Regions from separate parts of the Homo sapiens genome. Here region 1 is linked to region 2. Evidence: chromatin loops called from intact Hi-C (ENCODE). Cell type or tissue: ovary. All regions are shown on one strand.

Evidence for each region. Peaks named below come from ENCODE experiments on the same cell type or tissue, not always from the same donor. Only the 100,000 strongest peaks of a DNase experiment are listed, where the experiment ranks them.
Region 1: it touches region 2 in a loop (4-fold over the local background); 2 of 110 quality-filtered maps call a loop at or near these places.

The regions. Positions count from the first base shown.
Region 1 is chr2:99,721,500-99,729,499 of GRCh38, reverse strand. AFF3 (ALF transcription elongation factor 3) reads left to right here. Exons shown (of 25, transcript NM_001386135.1): 11 at 2,372-2,423. Among named protein-coding and RNA genes, the nearest start is that of REV1, 240 kb to the right of the region's middle. In ovary, no CTCF peak of the experiment used is centred here; no DNase peak of the experiment used is centred here; H3K4me3 peaks cover 283 bases; H3K27ac peaks cover 269 bases.
Region 2 is chr2:100,204,691-100,212,690 of GRCh38, reverse strand. It overlaps LINC01104 (long intergenic non-protein coding RNA 1104), which reads right to left and starts at 4,437. Exons shown (of 3, transcript NR_103730.1): 1 at 3,871-4,437. In ovary, a CTCF peak has its summit at 4,223; no DNase peak of the experiment used is centred here.

The DNA.
Region 1 (8,000 bases), 480 kb after region 2:
TTCCCCCCAGAAAGGCAAATTCATTATCAGCACTGAATTTGCTGAGAACACTCCCTCTCAGACTGTTCACCATGTCCTGTTTGGCCCCACTATATCCTTCCTATTTGCCAGAACCTATTCTGTTTGCCCTGTTGCCACAACATAAGTGCTGCTAAGAGCAAAGATAATCAGCTGCGCATCTGTCCCCATGCTGAAGACTTGGGCAGCATGATTGGTCAAGGCAAAACATATTTCTTCAAACATCCAAACAATGCCTTCGTTTTTATTTTCAATTTCCTGTTTTCTGACATAAATTGTTTGGGAATTTTACCATTGCCTGCTGCTTCCAAGCCTGCTGTTTTACATTCTTCATTAAGATGGAATGTGGTAACTACTGCAGGCTAGAGACTGGGGAAAGTAACCAGTTTCACCAAATTAAAGCAGGTTGGGGGAAAGGATCCATATATTTGAGAAAAAAAATATACTTCCATTTAGTTTTGTCTTATATAATGCAGGTGTTATAACTCTCTATTTTAGGATTACAAGAGGGATTGTGGTTAGTCCATGGAAAAAATGTTTCTGCAAAGTACTAAATTATTTTCCAGCACTGAAACCAGTTGAACAGGCCTTATTTGCCTCCTAAATGAGTGCACCACAGACCTTGCCTGGAAGACAAAAGAAAATATACAAGAATGAGCTTTAAAGCAAATTTATTAATTTGCTACTTTAGCCTTTATTCCAACATGGTTTTATATGTATTGAGGCCCTGCCTAATCAATGTTTGTTATCAAGGCAGTTAAAATAGATTTTGTGGCTTTTTTGTTTTTCCCCCTCATCTGACCAGCTTTTAGCCAAAGTCCCTCATAGCTGTTCTGGCACTGGATAAATGTCTGAGATAGATGTACGAACTGTAGAAACTGTGTCTTCTTTTTCTCACAACTGTTTATTCCTATAAGAAAAAGAGAAGGACATATAAAGTTTGCTTTTGAGTTCAGTTTGGGCAATACCTTTGGGATATGTTCATTATGTAATTTAGGGAGTCATTCCTGGGACTAGGTGACGACAAGCTAATGTTGACAGCTGACAAAAGGGGTATGGTACAATGTGTGGGCCCAAGGACGTGAGCAGTAGACCAAGGGATTCTAGAGATCTCCAGGCCTGACTTGAAAGAGCATAGCAAACCAAGTTACTACCACAGTCCTATTTCTTGCAACTCACAGCCTTCTCTGGGGTGTATTGGCTCTGCACAACCATCAGGAAACACACGAGCCCACGCTCTCAGTTATCAGTGACTTCTTCCATCTCCAAGCCTCAAGGAAATACAAAGAAACTCCTTACAGAATGAGGATGCATGGTTCAAACCACCAATTGATTAAGGATTAGGAATTACATTAAGCCTACTGTAAACTACAAGAAGTGAACTGGTTCCAAGCTCCCCCAACTACGTACAACTCGTTAATTCCTCAGTGATCACAGCCCACAGAAGCATTTCCTTAACTAGCCTTTCAGATGGTCAGAAAGGATTTCTGGTTTACATCTCATTCTGCTTTAAGCTAGGGGCCCCAAAACCTGCCACCAGGGCTCTCTATGGGGTATAAAATAGGGGGATCTTGGGACCTACAGTGCAACCTCAGTGTTCAGTAAAAATTCTCTCCTCCTGGCCGGACGTGGTGGTTCACGCCTGTAATTCCAACACTTTGAGAGGCCGAGGCGGGCAGATCACTTGAGGTCAGGAGTTCGAGACCAGCCTGGCCAACATGGTGAAACCCTGTCTCTACAAAAAATATAAAAATCAGCCAGGTGTGGTGGCAGGCACCTGTAGTCCCAGCTACTCGGGAGGCTGAGACTGGAGAATTGCTTGAACCCGGGAGGTGGAGGTTGCAGTGAGCCGAGATTGTGCCACTGCACTCCAGCCTGGGTGACAGAGTGAGACTCTGCCTCAAAAAAAAAAAAAAAAAAAATTCTTTCCTCCAAGTTCTGATTCAGCCTGACCTGGTTTGGCTTATGTTAGCAGAAGCAATCAAAGTTCAAAGTGCCTTGGATATAGAATGCCAATGGATTTATTTCCTGAAATTTTCTGTAAAGTGAAGTGGAAGGAAACAGGTTCCATCTGTAAGATATTCATCTTCTGGCAAAGTCTCCACTCCAAGCCTCTGGTTGTTTGCAAATAGCTCCTCAGTACCTACTCACAGATTTGTGCCTGGGCAGTTGCATTGCAGAAAAGAAATTATTTTGCAAATCCGGTTCTCAGACAATAAAAGATGTTTTAAAAGCCTCCTGCTACACATTTTGAAAGATTGTTAATAGGAGCATGGAAATATATTTAATCTCTCTTAAATCTTAAAGACTGTAAGACTCATATGTCGGTATTTTTTTCTGCTTCCTTTTTAAGAGAAAGGTGATGCAGAGCCAGAGAGTCCAGACAATGGCACATCGAATACATCGTAAGTTTCTTTCATTTTCTATCAGAGATGCCTGTTCTTAAATATGCCTCATAAAATGAGATAGTGCAAGTATCTTGTAATAGTAATAATGATGATGGAAGGAAGCCCATGGTTCTCTTTTCTCATGATAATGTCTTTCTAAATGCTTTGGGTGCAGATGCATTTTTTATGCTTTAGCAGAGTAAGAGGAATCTTGAAAAATGCAAATGCTTCTCTTTATGAAGTAGAAATGTAATGAGATTTGAGCATGTATGCTGGGGGGATTTGGTTGGAGACTTTCAGCATCATCTTAAGAATTGCAGAACTTTTCACACTTAAACTGGGAGGTATGCTGTCCCACACAGCTGTGCAGTAACAAGGTCATTTCAGAAGCTTGCCATCTGCAACCTCACCTTGGAATTATGTGAAAAGCACAATTATCGATATCTCTGGAATCTCAAGAGTTTCTTTTTTGAATTAACAAAAGCAGTTTTAAAAACATAAGAAAAGGCCCTTATAAAACATGTGCTCCTCACTCTATGTTTTGTCTGTTTCTTCTCAATATTCAAGGAATCCAAATATATTTTTACTGATTAATTTGATGCCAAATTGATATACCAACATTTAAATTAAAAAATTCATGAGCTAACAAGTGACTTTATTTTAGTTCCATAAGAGTCAATAACAGGTTTGCTCCTTAAAAATCTTTATTTTTATCACTTATGAGCAGTGGCATGTGTTTTCTTATTATAAGATAGGCTTTGTGAATTTATCTGTATGGGGATCAGGATTTTAAAAAACAGCATTTTTTAAGTGCTGTTGATTGGAAATCAGTTTGTGGTAAAATACTGAGTGTCTTATTTTGTCCAAAATCTGTTTCTTTGTCTAGAAAGATCCTTTGGCTTGAATAGGAGAGCTGTGTATTTCATAAGAGATATGATTATATGTTTGTCTTTCTTAAGATACTTCCCTAAAAGTTTAAATAGTTCCATTGTCCTGCTTTCAGATGTTATAATGAATGTGACTGGTCTTAAATGGTTAAAATGTTACTAATTTTTAATTTTTTTGTGTTGTAAAATATAATGGGAAAGGCTTTTAATGCCATCTGGAGGCATTCTAGAGAACTGAAAAGGGTAGAATCATTGAAAATTCAGTTCTTTTGAGTAACAGTAGAAACTGCATAAAAATTCATGCAACCAGAATGTAAGCTATTTGGGGGAAGTTGTATTTTTTAATAAATTATTTTATAAAAGTTTTAATTGTAGAAACAATTTTTTCAAATTCTCAATAATGAAATTATTTTAAAGACTGACAAAGAATATACAAAGTATGTTGGAAAGTGACTAGCATCCTACATTTAATTTTACATAGTTAAAAATCACATTCAGTAGGCACCCATTTGGTTAAGGCAGTTGGATGTGCTTCTAAAGTTCTCCTTCCCTTACGTATTTCTAAAATGTCCGTTCCCAGCCAGGCTCAGTGGCTCACGCTTGTAATCCCAACACTTTGGGAGGCCGAGGCAGGCAGATCACTTGAGACCAGGAATTTGAGACCAGCCTGGCCAAAATGGCAAAACCTCGTCTCTACTAAAAATACAAAAATTAGCTGGGTGTGGTGGCAGACACCTGTAATCCCAGCTACACGGGAGGCTGAGGCACAAGAATAGCTTAAACCCAGGATCATGCCACTGTGCTCCAGCCTGGGTGACAAAGTAAGACTGTCTCAAAAATAATAAATAAAAAAATAAAAAGTTTATTGCCTAAAAGCACTGGTTTGCTTTACTCTGTACCTTATTTCTTATAACATCTATGAAAATAGGTAAGTTGGCCAGGCACGGTGGCTCACACCTGTAATCCCAGCACTTTGGGAGGCCAAGGGGGGCGGATCACGAGGTCAGGAGTTCGAAACTAGCCTGACCATCATGCTGAAACCCCATCTCTACCAAAAATACAAAAAAAAATTAGCTGGGCATGGTGGCGCGTGCCTGTAATCTCAGCTACTCAGGTGGCTGAGTCAGGAGAATCACTTGAACCCGGGAGGCGGAGGTTGCAGTGAGCAGAGATCGCACCACTGCACTCCAGCCTGGGTGACAGAGGGAGATTCTATCTCAGAAAAAAAAAAGAAAAAAAATAGGTAAGTTGTCTGAGGAATTACTTTTAAACCCTCTGGAAATATAAAAACAATGGGAGCTTGAAGCATCACCCCATATTCCTGCCTCTTTGAGCAAAACGGTTTCTTAGGCACCTGCCTCTTAAACTAGAAATAACAGGTTGCAAGCATCTCTCCTATGAATGGAGAATTCTGAACTTGAAACCGCTCAAGAGACCTCTAACAGAGGTTCTGTTATAATTGGGTATGAGGTACAGTACATTACGGATAAAGAGTGAGATTCAGGATGCCTTTGATTTGTGTAGTATTTTACATTCTTATGTGCAGCATCTATCTGAGCTTTTTTAGGTAGGTAGGATAGAAACAATATCCCCATATTATGGATAAGGAATCTGAGGATCAGAAAGGTCACTCCAGGCCAGGTGCGGTGTCTCACACTTGTAATCCCAGCACTTTGGGAGGCCCAGGTGGGTGGATCACCTGAAGTCAGAAGTTTGAAACCAGCCTGGCCAACATGGCGAAACCCCACCTCTACTAAAAACACAAAAATTAGCTGAGTGTGGTGGCATGCGCCTGTAATCCCAGCTACTGGGGAGGCTGAGGCAGGAGAATTGCTTGAACCTAGGAGGCGAAGGTTGCAGTGAGCCAAGATTGCACCACTGCACTCCAGCCTGGGCAACAGCATGAGACTGTGTCTCAAAAAAAAAAAAAAAAAAAGAAAGGTCATTCCACTGAAGTGAGGAGTTAGAGCATAAACCTTCTGATTTTTGCCCATTTTCCATACCAAGAGGGGGTGTGGGTCTCAAGAGACAAACTAAAGCCATGAGTCACAATCAAGTAGGAAAATTGGGAGCAGAGGATTTGTTAAGTGGCAAGCATACTGATCTGGTAGGGCTGCCAGAGCAAAGTACCAGCAAGTAGGTGGCGAAAGTAACAGAAATTTATTTTCTCATGGTTCTGGAGGCTGGAAGTCCCAGTCAGGGTGTCAGCAGGGTTGGTTGCTTCTGGGAGATGTAAAGAGAGGAGTTATCCCCGGCCTCTCTCCTTCGCTTGTAGGTGACCGTCTCCTCCCAACGTGTCCTCACGTCATCGTCTCTCTGTGCATGTCTATCTCTGTGTCTGTTTATATAGTCAGCAGTCATATTGGATTAGGGCCCACCCTAATGACGTCATTTTAACTTGATTACCTCTGTAAAGACCCTGTCACTAAATAAAGTCACATTCTGAGGCACTGGAAGTTAGGATTTCAACATATAAATTTTGGGAAGAAGTAGTTTGGCCTGTAACATTAAGGGGCAGAGTAATCAGAGTGATTCAGAAGTCAGGTAAACAGAACCAGGGGTACACAGATTTCTGAAAATGGGAAAAGGGGAGACAGCCTAAGTAAAACATGAAACATAATAGGCTCCATGGCAGCTGCAGGAGTGGAGCAGAGCGAAGAAAACAGGGCTAGCAAGCATGGGGCACTGGGAAAGATGCCTCTCTCATATTCATGGTGTGGTGGAACCAGTGTGGCTTCAGTAAGGCCTATACATCCCTCTGTCTGTATAACTCTATGACCCTGAGTCATTAAAGCCATTATATGGACTTAAATTGTAATACAAGGTTGGGAGTCTCCAAACAGAAGAGCTTATTTCCTAAGGAAGCATCTTTCTTCATGGCCTCCTTTAAAAACGGGAGATCGATCATGATTGGTTTCAGATGGTCAATGCTTGGCAGTATGACACAGTCTGGACAACACCCGAGTAATCCTTCAATATATATTATTTAGTGATCCTATGAGCATTCAGGGCAATGAAAGGAGCGATTTAATCTTAACATGCGTGCACACACAAAAGCACAAATTAAAATGTCTGTGACAGACTTCCAGTTATATTAATGATGGAAGAACCTATCTTAGACTAACTCTCCTGCAGATAGCTGTTACAAACTCTGGACAAAATACTTTTGTTAAAAAAACTATTCATAGTCTAACTAAAAGAAGGCAGAGAATGTAGGAAATTTGATCCTTGAAAGAGGGTCATTTGATCCTTGAAAGAGTGAGAACTATGTTTATATAGCTTCTCCCATGAAGGCATGCCCCAGTCCACAAAGAACAATTAGAACTCAAGGAGAAAGCCACAGCTGTAATGGCTTGAGGTGTCAGGGGATAGAGTTTAGGGCTGCCAGAGTGGCTGGGAATTGAGTAAGTCACAGAAAGAAAAGAGCCATAAAGAAGAGAGCCCTCCATTCTGTATATAAATTTCCATCAATCCTTGAATAACCCCTAAACTGCATATGTGTGGGGAATATGCCAATGAGCGTAGTGGAAAACAATAACTAGAAAGCCAAAAATGCTGAGCAGAGACTCTTTTCAGCTGCTGCCTACTGCCTACAGCTACTGCCTACAAAGTTCAGAATCTGAATCCCACCCAAGTTAGAGGGGCTTGGTAAATGCCTCAGATTTTCTATTGAAACCCCAGAAGGGGTGTGTGCTTTCAGTGTAAAGGAGTCACCGTAACATTAAGGGCAAAACCGAAACAGATCCTTCCTAACAAAGTATAACACTAAGTACCCAAAAGCTCAAGCTAATCAGCTAGAGATTTTATTGCCTGATAGAACAAAAAACAATCAACATTGTTTAAAAGAAGAGAGTTTGGAATCTCTAAAACAAAATTTACAGTGTTCATTATCTAACCAAAACTTAAAAGACATATGAGTGGGAAAATGTGACCCATAATCAAGAGAAAAAATAGCCACTGTAATAGATCTTGAGGTGACCTAGATATTAGAATTTTCAGACAAGAATTATAAAGCAACTACTATAATATGTCCAAGGATGTAAAGGAAAACATAGTCATCATGACTGAAAAGAAGGAGAATCTCAGCAGGATAATGGAAACCAATAAGAATAACCAAATGAAAACTCTGGAACTGAAAAATGTAACATTTGAAATAAATGAAGCATAGAAATGAAAAAATAATCAGTAAACTTAAACTCATATCAGTAAGAATTGTTCAATGTGAAAAACAGAATAAAGATTAAAAAACAATCAACAGAGCCTCAGTGAATTGTAGGATAATATCAAGTAGTCTGATATACATGCATTGTGATGCCAGGAGGAGAGGAGAGACAAAATAGACCTGAAAAAATATCTGAAGGAATAATAGCTGAAAACTTCCCAAATTGGATGAAAACATTAATTTATAGATTCAAGAAGCTCAGCAAGCTGCAAGCAAGATAAACACAAATAAAACTACACCGTGGAACATTATGGGAAACTAAACAGAAAAAGAAAATCTTTAAGACAGCCAGAGAAAAATAATATCTTATACACAGGGGAACACAGATACAATTAACTGAAGAATTCTCATCACAAATATGTAATACAGTGCAAAGGCATCTTTAAGGTGCTGAAAGACAAAAGAGAAAAAGGAAGAACTGTCAAGCCAGAATTCTTTTTTTTTTTCTTTTTTTTTTTGAGACAGAGTCTCACTCTGTCCCCAGGC
Region 2 (8,000 bases):
CATGTTGTCTGTTCTCAAAGACCTCAAATCCTGTCTGGTGTCTTCCCCGGGGGACACTTATCTACTTTTTAACATCGGCCATATGCACATTATATTCTATCTTGCAGCCCAGCCTGATGACCTACTGAACAGGGAAATACCCTCAGATATACAGCAGAGGGAAAGCTCTTTCTTACAGTCAATCACCAACTAATACATGTTGAATAATGGAGTTAAAAAAGAATGATGGAGTTTTTTTTTTATCAGCATTTTGCAATCATCATGGTAATAATTGAATCAGGCAAATAATCAGCAATTTTGCTAAAATGGTGGGGTGAAACTTTGATGAAGGCTATGGCAATAAATACAAAAGGAAAATTGGTAAATTTAACAGATAAGAAACCTTCACCAAATAATCAGAATTAATATCACCAACAATGGGACAAGCTGACATCAGGCACTAATACATTGAGAAGGACAATATCAACATGAATTCCTGAATTTGGTCATTGTATAATGCTATGGCAGATACTTAAGGTGGTCCTCATGATCCCACCACCTGGTGTTCTTTTTTGAGATGGAATCTCGCTGTGTCACCCAGCCTGGAGTGCAGAGGTGCAATGTCGGCTCACTGCAACTTCCGTCTCCCAGGCTCAAGCCTCCCAAGTAGCTGGGATTACAGGCACCCACCATCACGCCCGGCTAACTTTTGTATTTTTAGTATAGATGGGGTTTCATCATGTTTGCCAGGCTGGTCTCAGACTCCTGACCTCAAGTGATCTGCCAGCCTTGGCCTTCCAAAGTGCTGGGATTACAGGCATGAGCCACTGCACCTAGCCCATCTGGTGTTCTTGACTTGTGTGACACCCTTCCCTTGAGAAGGGGCAAGACCTATGACTTTCTTCTAACCAATAGATTATGGCAAAAGTGACTAGAGGTCTGCAGTTATGTGCACATCATTACATGATTGTGTTACGTAACATTGTAGCCGCTTCCTGCTGGCGTCTCTCACTTTCTTGCTGGTTTTGAAGAGTCAAGCTTCCATGCTGTGGGTTATCTGTGATGGGAGGCACTGAGGGTGTCCTCTAGGAGCTGAAAGCAGCTTCCAGCAGAGATACCACAAGGAGCTGAAGCCCTCAGTCCTACAGCTGCAAGGACTGAACTCTGCCAAGACAGGCAGATTCTTCCCCTGGCAAGCCTCAGATGAGACCCTAACCCTGACCCACCCTTGATTACAGCCTTGTGCAACCCTATACAAAGAACCCAGCTAAGCCATACCCAGGCTACGGGATAATCCCACTGAAACTAAGGGATAATAAATGAGTGTTGTCTTGAGCTGTTAGGTTTGTGGTAATCTTTAATGCAGTAATGGAAAATGAGAGTGAATGTGTTCTGTAACAGAATGTCCTCACTTATGGAAAATGCATCCTGAAGTATGTAGGGAATCATCATAACGACAACTTTGAAAAGGCTCAGCAAAAAATAAATAAAATAACATAAAACTATATATGTTCACAGAGAGAGAGAGAGAGCCTATGTGGCAAAATGTGAACATTTTGTGAATCCACATAAAGGATATATAGGAGTAATTACTGTAGTTTTTCTATGAGTTTGAAATTTTTCTAAGTAACAAGCTCACTCCTGTAATCACAGAACTTTGGGAGGCTGAGGCAGGCAGATTGCCTGAGGTCAGGAGTTTAAGACCAGCCTAGACAGCATGGTGAAACCCTGTCTCTACTAAAAATACAAAAGTTAGCTGGGCATAGTGGTGGGCACCTGTAATCCCAGCTACTTGGAAAGCTGAGGCATGAGAATCACTTGAACCCAGGAGGCGGAGGTTGCAGTGAGCCAAGGTTGTGCCATTGCACTCCAGCCTGGGCAACAGAGTGAGACTCCGTCTCAAAAGAAAAGAAAAGAAAAGAAAAAAGAAAAGCTCTGCCCCAATCTCATGAAAACCCATTGTCCTGAACACCATCACATTCTCAGACCAGTCTATATTCCACTGTGTTGGAAGGAGTAGACACTGAGGCATCCACAATTTCTGATTTTTGATGTCTTCCCAACTACACTCTCCCCCAGCCTGACCTTGGGAATAACTGACACAATCATCATCTCTTTGTTAACATTTTGTATGTATTGTTGTTTCTTTTGGTTTTGAAAACATGTACCTTTGATTTTATCATTTCCTACCTTTTCTTGCAAGTAAGAGGTAAATTAATCTTATGCCTGATATCCTGTGTTTTGGCATTTTGAACTTGAGCTTGCACTTGACTGTCCATGCTACTACTCATTTGTGTTTAAGGGTTGTGGGTTGGAAAGTTCATCTGAGGCACTTTAGTGAAACTAGAGCACCCCATTATTTGCAGTGTCCCCAAGAGAAGGAAGCATGACTTCAACATTTTTAAATGCACAATTCCTGTAAAAAGTCAGTTGGGTTTTGGAAGAAATGGTCTATTTGATGTGATGGCTCATGATTGTGGTGAAGGTTTAGATCACGTATTGGCTCAGGTGCCCCAGGGGACTTGCTCTGAATGGTCCCCAGACCCTAATCAGATATTATGCAAATTTTGCTCTTGAAGACTTGGTCTGAGCAAAGATTTTTTGAGTAAGATTGCAAAAGCATAGGCAACAAAAGCAACGATAGACAAAGGGGGTAACATCAAGCTAAAAATCTTCTGCACAGCAAAGGAAGCAGTCAAGAGAGTGAAGCAACAACTCACGGAATGGGAGAAAATATTTGCAAATTACCCATCCTACAAGGGGTTAATCACCAGAATATGTAAGGAACTGAAACAACTCAATAGCAAAAAAATAATAAAAATAATCAGATTTTAAAATGAGCAAATGACCTGAAAAGACATTCCTCAAAAGAAGATATACAAGTGGCCAACAGGCATATGAAAAAATGCTCAACATCACTAATCATTAGGGAAATGCAAATCAAAACCACAATGAGATATCATCTCACCTCCATTAAAATGGCTGCTATCAAAAGACAAAAAAATAACAGATGCTGGTGAAGATGTGAAGAACGGGCAATGTTTGCGCACTGTTGATGGATGGAATGAACATTTGCGCACCCACTGTGGATAACAGTATAAAGGTTCCTCAGAAACCTAAAAATAGAACTACCATATGATTCAGTAATCCCTCTGCTGGGTAGATATCCAAAGAAAAGGCAATCAGTATGTTGAAGAGATACCTGCACTTCCACGTTCTTTGTAACACTGCTCACAATAGCCAAGATATGGAATCAACCTGTGTTCATCAATAGTTGAATGAATAAAGGAAATGCAGTATGTATATACAGTGGAGTACTATTCAGCCACAAAAAAAAGAATGAAATCCTGTCATTTGCAGCGGCATAGATGGAACTGAAGGTAATTATGGTAATTGAAATAAGCCAGGCACAGAAAGACAAATATAGCATGTTGTCACTCATATGTGCAAGCTAGAAAAAGTTGACCTCATGGAGGTAGAGAGTAGAATGATAGTTATTAGGGGCTGGAAGGGTAGAGGGTAGAAGGGGATGAAGAGAGGTTGGTTAATGAATACAAACATACAGTTAGATAGAAGGAATATGTTCTAGGGTTCGATAGCACAGTAGGGTGACTACAGTTAACAATGACATATTGTATATTTCAAAATAGCTAGAAGAGAAGATTTGGAATGTTCCCGACACAAAGAAGTGATACATGTTTGAGGTCTTGGATATCCCAATTACCCTGACTTAATACGCATTGCATGCATGTATCAAAATATTACATATAGTCCATAAATATGTACAACTATTACATATCAGTTTAGAAATAGGTGACAGCCAAGGAAGAAGGGCCTCCAGAGAGCCCGATGGGCCAGGACTGTGTGAGTAAATGAGCTTCCTGAGATTACCTGAGCCTTGGTGCGTTCATCTGCGAGTAGGCCTCTTTCCTGAAGAGAGAATGGAGACTGAAGGGTCTGTGCCGCTCCAGGTGATGCAGACAGAGCCCGCCGGGGCAGCGCTGGCCACTCTCCCCCCACTTTCTGCTGTGCACCATGCTGACTCAGCCACAGGTCTGCCCCCAGGACACTGGGCCCTAGGGAGTCTCTGAGAAGCAGTCATTGGTCTTTCAGCTCATTATGAGCCAATGGCTGGCGTGCTTGTCTCGTGGAAATAATTCCTTTATTCCCAATGCTCCAGTTTTCTGATGGCTTAACCACATGGATGGGTGTTCCTTTCTTTTCCTGGACAGACGATGGCATCGTAGCACTTCCTTAGCATACAAAGCACCCGCAGCATCTTCCCTTGTTTGATTGGATCAGACATGCTGGAAGAGTCTGAGGTTTAGGGTTTTGCTTCTAGTTCTGGATGAAACAGATGAACGCCATAATCCCTATTTTTCCTAAAAGGGAGACATGAAAATCTTGCGTTTATACTAAAAAGTGTTCCCATCTCATTGAAATTCAGGCTTGAACTATCCACCCTGAACACGTCCAGAAGCCCTTTCTCTAATTCTGGAAGCAGTGATCTCGGGAGAGAAGTTTTCCATCTGTCTCCTTATGATGCTAAGCTGTTAGTGCAGTTCATTATTTATTACATCTCCTGCTTTATGTTAAGCCATGATCTTCTTTTTTGCCATGTATTAAGAATTCAGTCGGGTTGGTATAAAAATAGGGTTGTTATCTGTGTCTCCAGACTGACTTTTGAACAGCATATTTTTTGGGGTAGGGGAGGTGGTTATAATTATTCCCAAACTACTTTCATTCTTATCCAATACTTAATATTGACTCTGGCTATTCACTATAATACTGCTTCTTATCAGACATGTGCGTGGCCGGAGTGGCAGTAAAGAGATACGTCTTCCGAGGCCCTGCATGTGTCTGTAGGGCTGGAGGACATTTGCTCCCAGAGGCAGAGAGATGACATGGGAGAATGTCAGCATATCAAGGCACAGCATCTCACAGTCATAGCAAATCCGGTCTCTGAATAGGCAGTTTGTGGCATGTGCTTTTAAAATACAAACTAACAGACACAACAACTGGCATTCCAAACATCTCCTGGTCCTCCAGGGCAGATGGTGCCAAGGCAACGATGTACTTATCAGAGCTAAGCTCCCCAGGCTCATGTGGGGAAGGGAGCTCTGGACTCTAACTCCCTCTTTGCCATCAGGGTTCAGCTCCCCCTTTTCAGCCCCGGGCCAGGCTGTCTGCAGCTAATGGGCAGAGGGAATCCTGGCCTACCAGCCTGCAGGGACATAGCTGAGTGCACCGCCATGGGGCAGGAAGGCAGTCCTGCACAAGACAGCCCCATGAGGGACAGAAGGAGGAAGGCACTGACACCATGGCCCCCTCTTTCCCCCAGTCCAGTCGTTATTGTCAACTCTCTTCTTGGTAACCCCTGGCCCCTCATGTCCTGCTCACAGAGGCTCAGGGGTGGTGAAATTGCCTCAAAGGGTGGTTATTTTATTGAAATAGAATCAGATCATTTTCCATCCAGCATCTTGTTTGTAGAAATATCCTATTAGACACAGAAAGGAAAAGATCAGTATCTTTTACACCATAATTAAAATATCACTTTTCTCAATGAAACATTATCTAGATTATCTCACAAAACAGCATTGCTTACAACATTGCTTACAAGCCTTATAAATGTGAGGCTGCCAGCTAGAACACTATAGAAAATGTTAGTTATTGCACCATCTCCCACAGTTGTTCTTTTGATGTGCTGGCTTGGAATAAACAGACTTATCTTTCCTGTCATACAACACTGTCCTTAATTTAATGGAGATGTTATTAAGATAAAATCTCTATTCAATTCCATATTGTACCATATTAACACACACAATTAGTAATGCTTTATCAGTTATGAAGAAAGATGATGACTGCTTTTAAGCTAAATTACCTTTATCATGGTAGCACATGAAAGAAGCGACAAATATTTATCCGAGTGTATGTTAATTCTTATTTAATTTTAACGCTGCTTTTATCAACCAAATTAACCAATGAATTTTATTAAAGGGAATGTTATAGAAAAGAGCTTCCAACACTCTCTTCCATCTGTTTTTATTTATATAATTTTGATGGTTTCTTTTTCTCTTTCATTTCATTTCTAATTAAGAGGAACACGTGGAAAATTGAACATTTGGGCTTAATTTTAACAGAATTTGGAATAATTAGAAGCATGTTCTTGTTAATATAAAGATTGTGAGTGTTGGGATTGCAGGGCTTACATCTGTGCATTTAAACCCCCTCCCACAAGGCATCTTGCTCAGTAAATCTCAAGAGGTGATGGGGGCATCGTAACATGGAAACATAATCTCACCTTAGTGATTTTACACTTAGGGAAGCCAAGCAATTCCTTTTTACAGTTTTAGAAATGCAAGTAGAATGTGACAGCAAGACGCATCTTACAATTCAGGTTGGAGCATTCTCCTCAGCAATATATAAACCTTGCTTCCCTTGGCCCTGGAATCACCCAGGAACTTGTAATGTGTGATTCTAATTGTGGATGGCACACACAGATGGGAGAGACTGAAATCAAGGAAAGCTCTCCTCCTTGGACTATGACTTTTTTTGACTTAAACTTTCTTGACCTTTTTTTTTCTCCCAAGGTGAGATATCAAGTATAGTAGCAATGTCATTGGGAATGCATACACCCTCAGGTAACAATCTGCAATCAGAAGGGACATACTTATCCTATCTTAGGGCATATTCAAATTTGAATTATGCTAGTTTTGTTTTTTTGTTTTTGAGACAGGGTCTCACTCTGTCACCCAGGCTGGAATGCAGTGGCACAATCATGGTTCACTGGAGCCTTGACCTCCCAGGCACAAGCACTCCTCCTGCCTCAGCCCCTTAAGTAACTGGGACTACAGGCATGCAACCACCATGCCTGGCTAATTTTTAAATTGTTTATAGACATGGAGTCCCGCTATGTTGCCCAGGCTGGTCTAGAACTCCTGGTCTCAAGTGATCCTCCCCCGTCAGCCTCCCAAAGTGCTGCAATTACAGGCGTGAGTTACAGTGCCCCAGCCTGTGCTAGGTTTCTTATTTGCTGTCTGGAAACCTTCAGGGAGACAGAACTTATTCCCACCTTTCATTACTTTTAGGAAGGAAACCACAGTGACTGCGCAACTTGAGAGATGCCTCTAGGTGCAGTCAATGAGCCCTGAAGGCCCTTGGCAATGCTGTGGCACAGCTGGTGTCCCCGCAGCCACTTCACATGTGCCCCACTCTCCAAACATAGAGGCAGCCCAGTTTTGGCTGTCTCAGACACCTCTTCACACTGATCTGACGGCAAGTGTGCAAAACATAAAGACACCATCCCGTGAGCTTGACAGGCCCTCACATCGGCCCAGGCTGACCAGATCTCATACGAAAGGTCACAGCCTTCTGTAAGAGCCATACTCATGAAGATTGCGGTGAAAGTGCATTGTGGTTTAGTTAACAGTGAAAGGAGTGGTTTGCATTTCCTATCATCCATATTTCATGTGCTACGGTTGAAAGCTGCAGAGCAGGACACCTGGAGCCTCCCAGTCTTCATGCTGACACTTACTTGATGCGTGACCTTGAGCAAGTCACTGGTCTCTCTAAGCCTCAGTTCCTTGTCTGTAAAATGGAGCGAATGCCTGTTTAATCTATAAAGTGCAATAAATCACACAAATTCTCCTCACGCTCAGGATCTTTAAAAGCGAGCAAAAACACAAAATTGTTTTTAAATAGTTGAAAATATGACACAGTGCAAACTATCATTATCATTATGTTTTTAATTGAAATCTGAGTCATTTTTTATTTCTTCTAAGCCAAAAAAAAAAAAAAATCTGAACACTTTACTGAAAAATAGATTGGAAAATGTCTGTGGCTGGCTGATAGGAAACTACTTCCAATTCCAGAAATACCAAAAATGGCATCTCTGAAAATCTAGCTCTGGTTTGGATGCACAGGGCATTTGTGATCTCATAAACTTGCAAACAGCCAAGGGGTGTTTTATCAAGTTGGAAACAATAGTTTGAATTTAGTCCATATGTGTCAATCTTCAAGTT